Regions from separate parts of the Homo sapiens genome. Here region 1 is linked to region 2. The links are chromatin contacts, found by Hi-C or POLR2A ChIA-PET in ENCODE. All regions are on one chromosome and are shown on one strand. The core of a region is the stretch at or near the end of the contact, and the rest is flanking DNA. Distances in the headings are between cores, read along the strand shown.

Region 1 (5,440 bases), core at 781-3,280, 840 kb before region 2:
TACTTTCCCAATTTTGAGGAAATCTTGGAAAATCTCTGAGAAATGTGGTAGTAATTATTTTGAAGAATTGGAAAACTTTATAGCTGATTATGCTATGTGTGGAAGATACAACAGGATTATAAGAGAGAGAAGACAATATCCTTGCTGTGTCCAGAAGGCTTTAGCCGGGGTGTCCTACTGAGAGATGACAAACTTAAGGTTTTTCTCTTCCCAGACATTACTGGACAACTAGCTATGTAATTAGGTCTTATGCCGAAAAGACTGAAAGGAAAACATCTCAGATCTAGGAATGTGATCAAGAAAGAAGGCTGGTTAAAGAATAACATGGGGAAAATGAATGCAGTGAAATGGTTCACGCACAAGTTCTAGGAATTCAGAGTGCAACAGCAGAAATGCGATTTTTGTTAGATATTTCAGAAAGTGATGTGAGTCCCTGAGGTCATACTGCAGCGTTCAGGTTCTGTTTGGCCTCCTGCACGAAGCTTTCCTTGATTGGAAAAGCTGCATACTCTGAAGCACATCGCATGTGTCCTGTCTGTAGTTCATTTCATTTCCCCAGATTTGTTATCATCCACCATCACTCATACAAGCCTACCTTCTTCATGCCAACCTTTGTAATCTTTCTACCTTGCTAACCTGGTCATGTCAAGGACCAGCTAATAAATAGCAAAGTTGTACCTTGAGCCAAGGTATCTTGACTCTTAGTCCAGTGCTCTTTATATACCTCTGAAGTCTTATTTGAGCTTCAAAATTATGAGTCTGTGCTCTCAAGATTTTTTTGAAAATGTACTTAATGTTGCCCCTAAGCTTTTATGAGAAATAATAAAGTTCTTTCCAGATTGAATATCTAATAACTCCATTTCATTTTATGCTTTCTCATGTATGGATGTCTATAACTGGAATGCTATTTGGGCTACTGAGATATTTTCTTAATTCTCTGTTTTGTGTTAGTTCTTTTTGTTTGTTTATTTGACAACCATATTTTTGCACCTGAGATAAATCTGGCATTCTATTCAACTTCAATTTCAAAGAGAATCTGAGAATGTACTGGTAGAACGATATTTGAATACTAATATCTTGGAAATACAGAAATAAGTATCATACATTTTGTTACATTCTGTTTGTGTACAAATAATATAAAAATCAATGAATGAGAATTTCATATTTGAATTGTATATGGATTGATGCAATAACTTGATTTAGACAATACTTTTTATGAAGAAAGGTAAAAACAATAAAAATATAGAATTGCTTATAGTTTTGTAACATATATGGTCTAGATACTGTTTATATAACAACAATCCCAAACTCTCCATGCAATTCAGGCAAAACTTATTTGTCCAGATATTTGGCTTTACTGCAGTAGTAAATTTTCAATTTGATGAAATAGTCATTTACAGAAATGTAGATCAGTTATTTGAATTTGTTTGTTAATTCAGGCAAGATTGTTAATCTGGCAGTACAACTAAATATCTAAAGTGAAGCAGACCATGTTCTAAGAAATTTACACTTCATGTAGGTCAGATCATGTGATATGATAATTGTCTGCAAATATCTGAAGATATATCACCTGGAAAAGGGCCAGAAATATTCTCCTTGGCTGTAAATTTCAGGGATAGAGCTAAAAAAGCTGAAGTCAGAAGCCATCAGATTTTAGGTCCCTGCAAGCAAAAATTATCTAAAGAAATTGTTAAAAGCAGAATTAACTTCCTGTGGAAGTGGTGAGTTCTTTATCACAGGAGGTGTTAAAATAAAATGCAGATGTATCTCCTTCTATGATTTATACAATTTTAGTTTTGGAAGTAGAGATTGAGCTGCCTGAAGAAAAAACAGAATGTATTAATCACTGCTCATTTTCTTCCATGCTGTGTTCTAAATATATAATTAAACTCTTGTGTATTAACAAGCAAAGGGCTTTTCAGAAAAAAAAATTATCTCTGAACACAGAGGAAACCAATTCAACTGTACTCAGAGTAGGAAGGAAACAGACATGATGATCTCATTGTTGTATTTCTAGGAAAGATGAGTCATGCAGTCTGCTCAAATTCAGGGTAGCTGGAGGGAAGATGGACATCAATGATGCTTTCTTCCTTTTTAATAGAGACCAGGGTCTCAAGTTTCTTTTAAAATAAAAAGGAGGAAAGCACTTAGAAATTAGCCTAAATCAAGAAAATTTCAGAAGAATATTCTGGAAAATATAAGTATAAATAAATCTGTTTCAACTTGAAATTAATTGAATTGGGTGTGGGGTGTGCGGGGTGGGGGGCGCGGTGGATGGGAAGGAGGGGTCATAGAAACTATCCGAACTCACAGGATCTCCTGTTTCTAACTCTAGCCAGCCATCATCCCTGAGATCAATTTCAATTTCCCTTTGATTTGCTTGCAAGGACAAAGAACCAGTTCAGAGAAGTGAAGGGCTGGGAGGGAGAGGGAGGGGCCATAGGCAAAGGACACTAAAGCAGAGGCACATGCTTTTTTAGGAATAGCATTTTTTCAGTTGGGTAGTAGAGTATGGAAGCCATGGCTCTCCGGAAGTTTCTTTCTTTCTAAATGTCTCCAAACTACATGCCATGGTTTTATGATTCTATAAACTAGCATTCACTGAAAGTCCACTGTGGACCAGGCACTGTGAAACAGATTTATGGATGTGAAATTGCCAAGCTTCTTAAATGGTATTCAGTTTCTAAATTTTGAGAGAATGCTTTTGTGTTGATAGCCTTGGCCATACCCTTTCTACAAAGTTGGGGTACTTCCTACTACTAAGAGAAAGAAAAGGTAGTAATGTTGACCTTTTATAGATTGCGAGAAGATGTGAAAGTTACATTTTTCTCAATACTCCACTTGATCAAATAACAAGTTGAAAATATATTTTAGATTCTGCTTGCTATATTTGCTTGCCAAATTATCAGTCTTATGATAAAGAGTTAAAATCGGGGGTAAAAATTTAACAATATTTAAAGACAGTATCCATATAACTTTCCACTGAAGTCTTAGTAAATATTAAGTAGATTAATAAATTCCTGGGGTTTTTAAAAGGATTGTAATGTAGGTCAATACTTTTTTCTTGAGTTAGTAAACTCAAACCTAGCAAGGACAATGACTTGTTCAAGGTTCCACCTAATTAATACTTGGACAATTGGGTAAAATGTAGAAGTTATAGATATAGTAATATGTGCAAGGTATCTTAATTACATTATCGTACCCACTTGTAAAATTAGTTTTATTTTTATTAAAATTATACTTGCATATAATTGAAATTGTAGAACAGTTCAATAAAGAACGTTGAAAACAATTATTTTTAGTTCTCAGAGATACTCAGTTTTAACTCTTAATATATTATTTTTATAGCTTCTTTTATAGCCTCAAAATATGTTAATATTTCTACTCTTAAATTTTCAATTCTGGTATTTTGGTTTAGGGCCATACTCTGATAGCTTCCTGAGATGTGACGAGTAACATTGTTCAGAAATTAGATTTCTGATAGTGTCTTTACTCTATACTCATACTTAATTGATAATTTGCCTGAATATCAAATTCAAGGGTGAAAATCAACTTCTGAAAATGTCAAATACATTTTTCACTTTATTTTAACTTCCAATGTTATTGATGAGGAAGCAATGACATTTTGATTTTTGTACCAATTTTGGAAGTCCACTTTTTTCTGCATGGAAGCTTATCCTATCTTCTCTGCCATCAATCCTGAAATCTCAGATGATGTATATTGTGGAAAGCCTATGGCTGTATTTTCATCTGTTTTTCTGGGTGCATGGTGGGCCCTGTGAAAATTCTTATTATTCAGTTCTGAAAATACCTCTTGATTTATTCCTCGGATGATTTCCTTGCCTCTGTTTTTCCAGTCTCTCTTTCTGAAGCTCCTGTTATTCAGATGTTGAGAAATCTCTATTCCTCCTGTACTTTTCTAATCCTCACCTCCTATTTTCTACTTTGACTTTTTGTTCTAATTACTTAGCTGCTTCTTCTTATTAATCTTTTTTTAAGTTTTTTATTTCTGCCATCTTGTTTTTAATTTCCAAAGCTTTATTTAATTCTCTAAAAGTTTCTTTTAAGAACAACCTACCACTGTTTCATGAATACAGCATTTAAACAAATTTTCTCTGGTGATAATAACTTCATTTTTTAAATGTTTTCTTTGCCCTGAAAGGAGTCATAGTTTCAGTTTTCTCTAAGTTACTAAGTTTTTACCAGTTGGTTTTGTCTTCATTTCATATTGAATGCATTTCTCAGGACTGGTGATTCCTGGTGATTGCTGTTTAAAATCAGGGCACCAAAAAACAGAACGGAAGTTGTGTGGTGTTTGGTCTGACCATGGTCTTGCTCTGCCTTCTCAACTAGATGTTCTATGAAAATTAATTCCTAATTCCCTCAGGAGTCTATCTACATAATGAATTAATTTCTCTTCTATGAAACTAGAATATACTGTATGAGCAATACACTAATAATATTATTACTGATAATACACTAACGCGCCATGGGGAAATTTAGAAAATGGTCACCAAACTCATTTTCTGGAGACCATGGTTCAGATGAGGAAATCTGATTGAAATTATAATCTGACTGGGTCATTTTGTGGGGATCCTCCATTGTCAAAAACTTTAGCTCTTTTCTGTTGAGTTGCTCAGATTCCCAGGAAGCCTCTTAAAATCTTCTTGAAGGCTTGGTCTGGGTTAATAGCTAATAGTCCAAGAGAAAGAAAAGTGAAAAGTCCCACCATTGTTAAATCTTCAGCTAGCTCTCTGATATCTGTATATTATTCAACTGTGTCTTATGTCCCCCAGGTACAAGACTGTGCTTTACTTCTATAGAAAACAAACCACATTCTAGGGTTGGGGAGAAAAAAAGTAACCAGGATCCAGGAAGTGTGATAAAGTATGTATATCTAAATGCTTTTCAAATATAGGAACAATCACTCCTGTTTATAGTCCCATCTTTACCCCTTTTTAGACACACCTGGAAGCACTAATCCCTGGATCTCTTAGATTTATGCAATGTAAATGTGTTTGCTTCTGGGCTTTCTTAATTGCCAGCTTAAAATGTGGCTTCCTTCATTTGCCTTATACCTTCTGAAATTGCCTTCCTACTCTCACATTTTCTTTGCCCTTACAGTCCTTCCCACATGCTCTTTTACTATTGTTTAGATAGTGTTCTTAAAGGATTAACAAAGATAAACGTGGGTTAAGTCCATGTCTTTGGAACAATTCGGCTTGATGAGTATATTCCTCTCTCAGGACTTCCATAACAAAATGCCATAGACTGGGTGGCTTAAACAACAGGGAGGCATTATGTCACATTCTGAAGTTCAAGATTAAAGTGTTAGCAAGATTGGTTTTTCAAAGGGCCTTTCTCCTTTCCTTGTACATGACTGACTTCTCTCTGTTTTCACATGGTTTTTCCTCTGTGCGAATCTTTGTCCTAATCGTCT
Region 2 (5,607 bases), core at 731-3,230:
GCAAAAGGAGTGTTGGAAGTGGTGAGGGGTAGCAGATGCTGTGGAAATAAAGGGTTGAAGGTTTGTCAGGAGCTCTCAGAGTTCCAGGCTCCCACCAGCATTCTGCCAGAAACCCCAAAGCAGGCAGAAAATCCTCTTATTGAGGCATGCTAAACTCTCATTTAATGCTTTAAATGAATGAGTGAATGAATGAATCAATCAATCAATGAGCCCAACACTTTCATTCTAATGAAGAGAACAACCTCGACTCTGAAGGGGTGGAGTCCCTTGTTCCAGGACACAAGGTAGGAGAAGACACATCCCTTGGGTTGAATTTGGGTTGAATTTGGGTTGAATGGTAACACTCAAACTAACCAGCCCTGTCACCTTAAGCAATTTCCTCACCCAGGAACCTCGGTTTTCTAATTTGTAATTTTAAAAAATTTTAACAAGTAGATATTAAAAGCATCTGCTTCATCAGTTATTGAAGAAACTGGGTTAATGAAGTCTTAAAACTGTGCCTAGCATTTAGTAAACACTCTTCATGTGTTAGCTATGATTATTAACTATGAGTCCTGCTCAATGTCTTCATATCTAAAGCTTTTAACCCACATGTCCCCAAGTCTTCCAGCATTCTGAGCTCAACCTTTCCTAGTAAATCCACTTTAAATGACCTAAGTCCCCATTCCACATATACTGGAAAACCCAGTCTCTTCCAGATTTCCAAGGGCTTACTTTCTCCTCCCCACCCTGGCTCCACATTCCTGCTTCCTATGACTCCCAGGAGTTGCTAGTTTTCTCACTTCCTAAGGCTGCTGGCTTTCTTCCATCACCTCAACCCCTTTGGTGTGCAACTCAAACTCTCTCTTTTATTCCTCAGAGCAACCCTGATACCAGGCTTTCCTGGAAACCAGACACTTACTGAATATTGATAGTGAACCATGGCACCATGTGCATGGTACACACACAATTCATTCACCTATTTTCTTCATTAACCCTTTCTTCCGCCATCCTTGCCAAGAATTGCACAGTTTCTAGTTTTAAATTGATGGACTTCCTTTCATTACCAAGACTTTTTTTCTCTTCTTTAACTATTTCCTTTGCACTCCTCTTCATTATCTATACGTGTACACACACACACACACACACACACACACGTAATTTCCACCTTCCCTATGCAATGCATCAGGAAGACTCCAAATCCCTACAAATTCCTGTTACTTAATTACGCAGATCAGTTTCCACTCTCAACTCCAACCCTATTCCAGATTCTAGCCCTAACTTTGTGGTCTACTCTTCTAAATAGGAAGGCTTGACTGACTTTTTTTAAATTACTTTGTTTTGCTTTTTAGCACATTCCAGATGAAGTCCCTAAACAGGGCTCCCTTCCCAACGAGAATTTATTCACGTATTACATGCTTTATAAGGCACTATCCAGAATACCCTCCTTTGAAGTGAGTAAGAAATTGTATCAAAGTCCCGAGGGACAGGACCCCTGATGGGAGTAGAACATAGTCGCACAAGTGCCAAGACACCAGCGTTCATCCTCAAGGGTTCCATTCTGGATTGCAGTAGAAGCTCTTGGAGGGAAAGAGGTCCAAAAAATATGACACACAAAAGTTTTAATAAAGGTCAGCAGCATGCCATCAGCCAACCTCCAAGCCTGATGTGAGTTTACCCCACAGTGAAGGGACATAGGCAGATTGAAGCCACACAGGCGTTCCTGTGACCTGCAAAACATGAACAGGAAGTGCACATTTGTAGAAAGAAATACAGCCACTTTGCTCACTGCACTACCTAGTTCTGGAAGCTCATGTTTTACTCCACCTAAGAGAAAGGGGGAAATTAGAAAGAAGGAAAATGAGAAATGCGGGGTTTTTTTTTAAGAAAGAGAAAAGGGAAAAAGTGAGTCTATGATTGCAAGCAAGATCTTCTGTTCCCCTGCTCTGTCTCTTTAAGGGTGAATTTCAGACTCTGCTTTGCTTCAGGTGACAGCACAGGAAGTAACAGTGAGCCTGGCTCCTTTTTAAGTCTTAAAAAGAGAAAACACCCAATCCTGACTGTGAAAATTCAAGCAGAATTTGATTTATTCTTCACCATGAATGATTCCATTTAAAGCAGGAAATAAACTCTGATAGCAAAAATGTAAATCAAACCTCAATGCATGAAATCAGTCTTCATTTTCCCCCCTCTATTATCAAACTACCACTCCTTTTATTGGAACTATACAGTTGGCTACATCCACCTGCTTTCAAACACAATCTCCATCTTCATTCGGGCTACTATTAAGTTATACTGCTATAACTAAGTACTGTGAACTGAGTGGCTTATGAACCACTAAAATTCATTTCTTACAGTTCCAAGGCTGGAAGCCCCAGATCAGGTGCCAGCATGGTCAGGTTCAGGCAAGGGTCCTTTTCCGGATTGTAGGCTTCTGACTTCTTGCTGTGTCCCCACATGATGAAAAGAGAGGTACTAGCTCTCTGGCCTTTTCCTATAAGGGCACTAATCCCATTCATGAGGGCTCCACCCTCATGACCTAATCACTTCCCAAAGGCTCCACCTCCAAATACTATCACATTGGGGAATCAATTTCAAAATATGAATTTTAGGGGGTAACAGTTCATAACAGCCTGTCCTTGACATGAGATCACATAACCATGGCAAAGAGTCCCCCAACCATCATACTTCCTGCACACACTGAAAATGCAGTGTTATACAGCAACACTCTCTCTTGGTTGGAGTAAGTCACCATTCTGAAGTCAACTACGTCTTTTCATTCTGGCTTATAATTGACCAAAAGTAAAGGGGGAGAAGAAAGAGAAAAGAAAGCTCTTATATGACTACCCAGAGTTTTGTAACCTAGACATGTCTTCAAAGACATGACTTTTTTTCCTGAATGTTCTAAAAATGGATGTTATGTATCTGCTAAAAATATGATAATTAACAAGTATGCTTTGAATCACATAATAGCAAATGTCATTTTCCTGTAAGATAGAGTATCAGTCATGAGCACTAATGTCCAGAGAGAGAGTTAAGCTGCTGACCCTAAAGGGAGAGCCAGCTGCACAACTGTGCATGGGAGTGACCAGAGCAAGTAGCCGAGACAGAGCAGACAGGGTAAGAGAACTGCTGATGAGAGAGCTGCTGAATAAAGCTGTATTTCACCTACCTACGGCACCCCCAAGTGTTCTTTCAGCTATCTGCCATTCAGTCACCCACTCCCTTTGGACCTCAGCTTGGGCTGGAGCCTGACCCTGAATCTAATACCACGCCTTATCTTTTCTTCATGAAACACCCTGAGACAGAATCCTTGTCTCAAGTCACACTATAGCAATAAAGTGGGTCCTTTTCTGCCCTCAAAGAAGAGAGTGCCTGTTCCGCATCTCTTTACTCATTTAGCAAACACCTATGATGATTTAGATTCTGAAGTTGGAAAAGTGAATGTGTTTCTAAGGTGCTCTCAGCCTCATTGGTTACAGAATATGCTTGGCTTCATGGTTCCCCCAAAACTCCGGGCCTCACACTGAACTTAACTTTGTCAATAGCTCAGTGAAGCAGAATGCAGATCATGGCTGTGCTCATTTCAGCATGCTGGTTCCCCCTCCCCTGGGCTCCAGCGGGACTGAGTCAGGTGTCCTTCCTTTTTTGCATTATCCACCAAATATGTGTCTTCACCTTGCCACTCAGAGTGTGACACAGGAACCAACAACATCACATCATCTAAAAGTTTTTTAAAAATGTAAACTCTCAGGCCTCTCTTCAAACCCACTGAGTCAGAATCTGCACTTAAAAGATCCCCAGGCAATTCAAAGGGACAGTAAAGTTGCAAAAGTACAGGTTCTCCAATGCAGCTTCACAATGGCCTCATCCGGGGAACCGTAAAAAATAAAGGTGCCAGGGTCCCACTTCAGAGACTAATTTATTCTGTAAAGGATGCCAGCTGGGACATTGGACTGTTTTAAATCTCCCCAGATCATTCTACTGTGTAGCTAAGTTTCAGAACGCCTGCAGTAGACAGGACTCACCTGTGTGGAGAAGCACCTGGTGTTATCTCAGAATAGGCAGAGGTGGGAGTGAGAATAAGGAAGGGTAGGGGCCAAGGACCTGGGAAGGAAGGCATCATCAAGACACGCTCTGAGATGGCCTCTAATTAACCTCCAATTGGACAGCCTCTCATGTAAGCCCTCACTTTACAAGAAGCCAAAGTCAGGAAAAGGTTGATTACTTGCCACAGTCATAAAGCAGGTGAGAATCAAAATAGAAAGCTGTCCAGGTTGGGGGATTGGAGAATGCCAGCAGCAAGAACTCTCAGCCTATTAAATGATTGATGTCTCTGCTATTCTCCCCACTCCCTTTCTGTGGGGCTAGCAATGTCCACAGGTGCTTCCACTCTGTTAACTCTACTCATTCCCTTTGTGCAAACCATAGAGGCTTTCATGGTTGCTACAACTCACCTGTACATTTGGCTCTGCGCTTCCTATGATCAATCCAAAAACCAAGATACAGTCAGTCTTGTTACCACAAAGTAAAAAGTGTCCCAGCTCCTCAGAGGAAGCAAAGTCTTTCCTGGCCCTTGCTCTAGGCTTCATCTAGAAGGAAGCTGGAGCAAGGACCTAACGCACACTACCTCAAAGACATCCCACACAGTAATAGTTTTCATAAAGCCATTATGTATAATATCTCTGGATGTAAGCCAAGGAAATAACATTAAAATGCATGAAAATTCTGCTGGGGACTAAGAACATATGGTCCAAGTGCACAGCTTGATGCAGGAATAAAAATTAGCACAACTAGAGGAAGGGATAAACAGCATGCCCTTCAAACAAGTCCTCATAAATATCACTTCCATTATCCAGGCTTTTGATAAAGCAGTCAAGGATTAAGGTTCAATTCACTGCCTCAAATGCCATTGCTTTATGTCATGGATTGAAGGAGAAGCCCAAACAAGCAAATAGTAGGGTTTCCATTCATTTGTGAAAACTCATAACTCTATCCAAGACATTTAGGAGAATAGAGGATCATGTGTTTTGTGCAAAATGGGGTCAAATGTCTATCCAAAAGGAAAATCCAAGAGTTTTCTCAAAACAGTTTGTCTCTATTACAACACACAAATATACAAATGATTGATCAAGTCTTGAAATTCTTTTTTTTTTTTTTAAGACATTCTCACTCAGTCACCCAGACTGGCGTGCAGTGGTGACATCTTGGTTCACTGCAACCTCCGCTCCCAGGTTTGAGCAATTCTCCCACCTCAGCCTTCCAAGTAGCTGGGATTACAGGCATGCACCACCACACCTGGCCAAGTCTTGAAATTCTATACACCATGCATGGTATATAGAATGTACCTACATGTCTCCATGGTCCCTGTTTCTAAATGACATGAGAGTCCTGGGGCAACACTTGGTCAGAGGGCTGGGCTTAAGGGAAATTCCTGCAGAAAAGAGAACATCAAATAAATCTTGAGAGATGAAGCAGCTGTCAATCAGTCAAAATGTGCAGGGACGATCTGAATTGGAGAATAGCCTGAGCTTTAGAGGTGGGCATTGCTGAATTGTTGGAGGGAGAGTGAGAGCTGGACGGGCAGCCTGCCTGGGTGAGGGGAATGGCGTGTATGGGGGAGTTGTG

The links. Hi-C counts contacts between places; a loop is a spot of excess contacts on that map. ChIA-PET counts read pairs that join two places held with the same protein, here RNA polymerase II (POLR2A). Pooled maps may share reads with other maps.
Region 1: a pooled map shows a loop between it and region 2 (5-fold over the local background). The contact joins two enhancer-like sites. A Hi-C loop is called at or near these places in 2 of 50 pooled maps. POLR2A ChIA-PET finds 5 or more read pairs at or near these places in 2 of 52 experiments (IMR-90 and activated CD4-positive, alpha-beta T cell).

The regions. Positions count from the first base shown.
Region 1 is chr2:12,962,186-12,967,625 of GRCh38, reverse strand. It overlaps LOC100506474 (a long non-coding RNA gene), which reads left to right. Exons shown (of 6, transcript NR_038434.1): 6 at 1-844. Among named protein-coding and RNA genes, the nearest start is that of MIR3125, 230 kb to the right of the region's middle. Within about 2 kb of position 2,030, at least 3 of the 41 ENCODE cell types and tissues checked have a DNase peak (open chromatin) inside an H3K27ac peak, as active enhancers do.
Region 2 is chr2:12,124,069-12,129,675 of GRCh38, reverse strand. All of the region lies in intron 2 of MIR3681HG (MIR3681 host gene), which reads right to left. Among named protein-coding and RNA genes, the nearest start is that of MIR3681, 72 kb to the left of the region's middle. Within about 2 kb of position 1,980, at least 5 of the 41 ENCODE cell types and tissues checked have a DNase peak (open chromatin) inside an H3K27ac peak, as active enhancers do.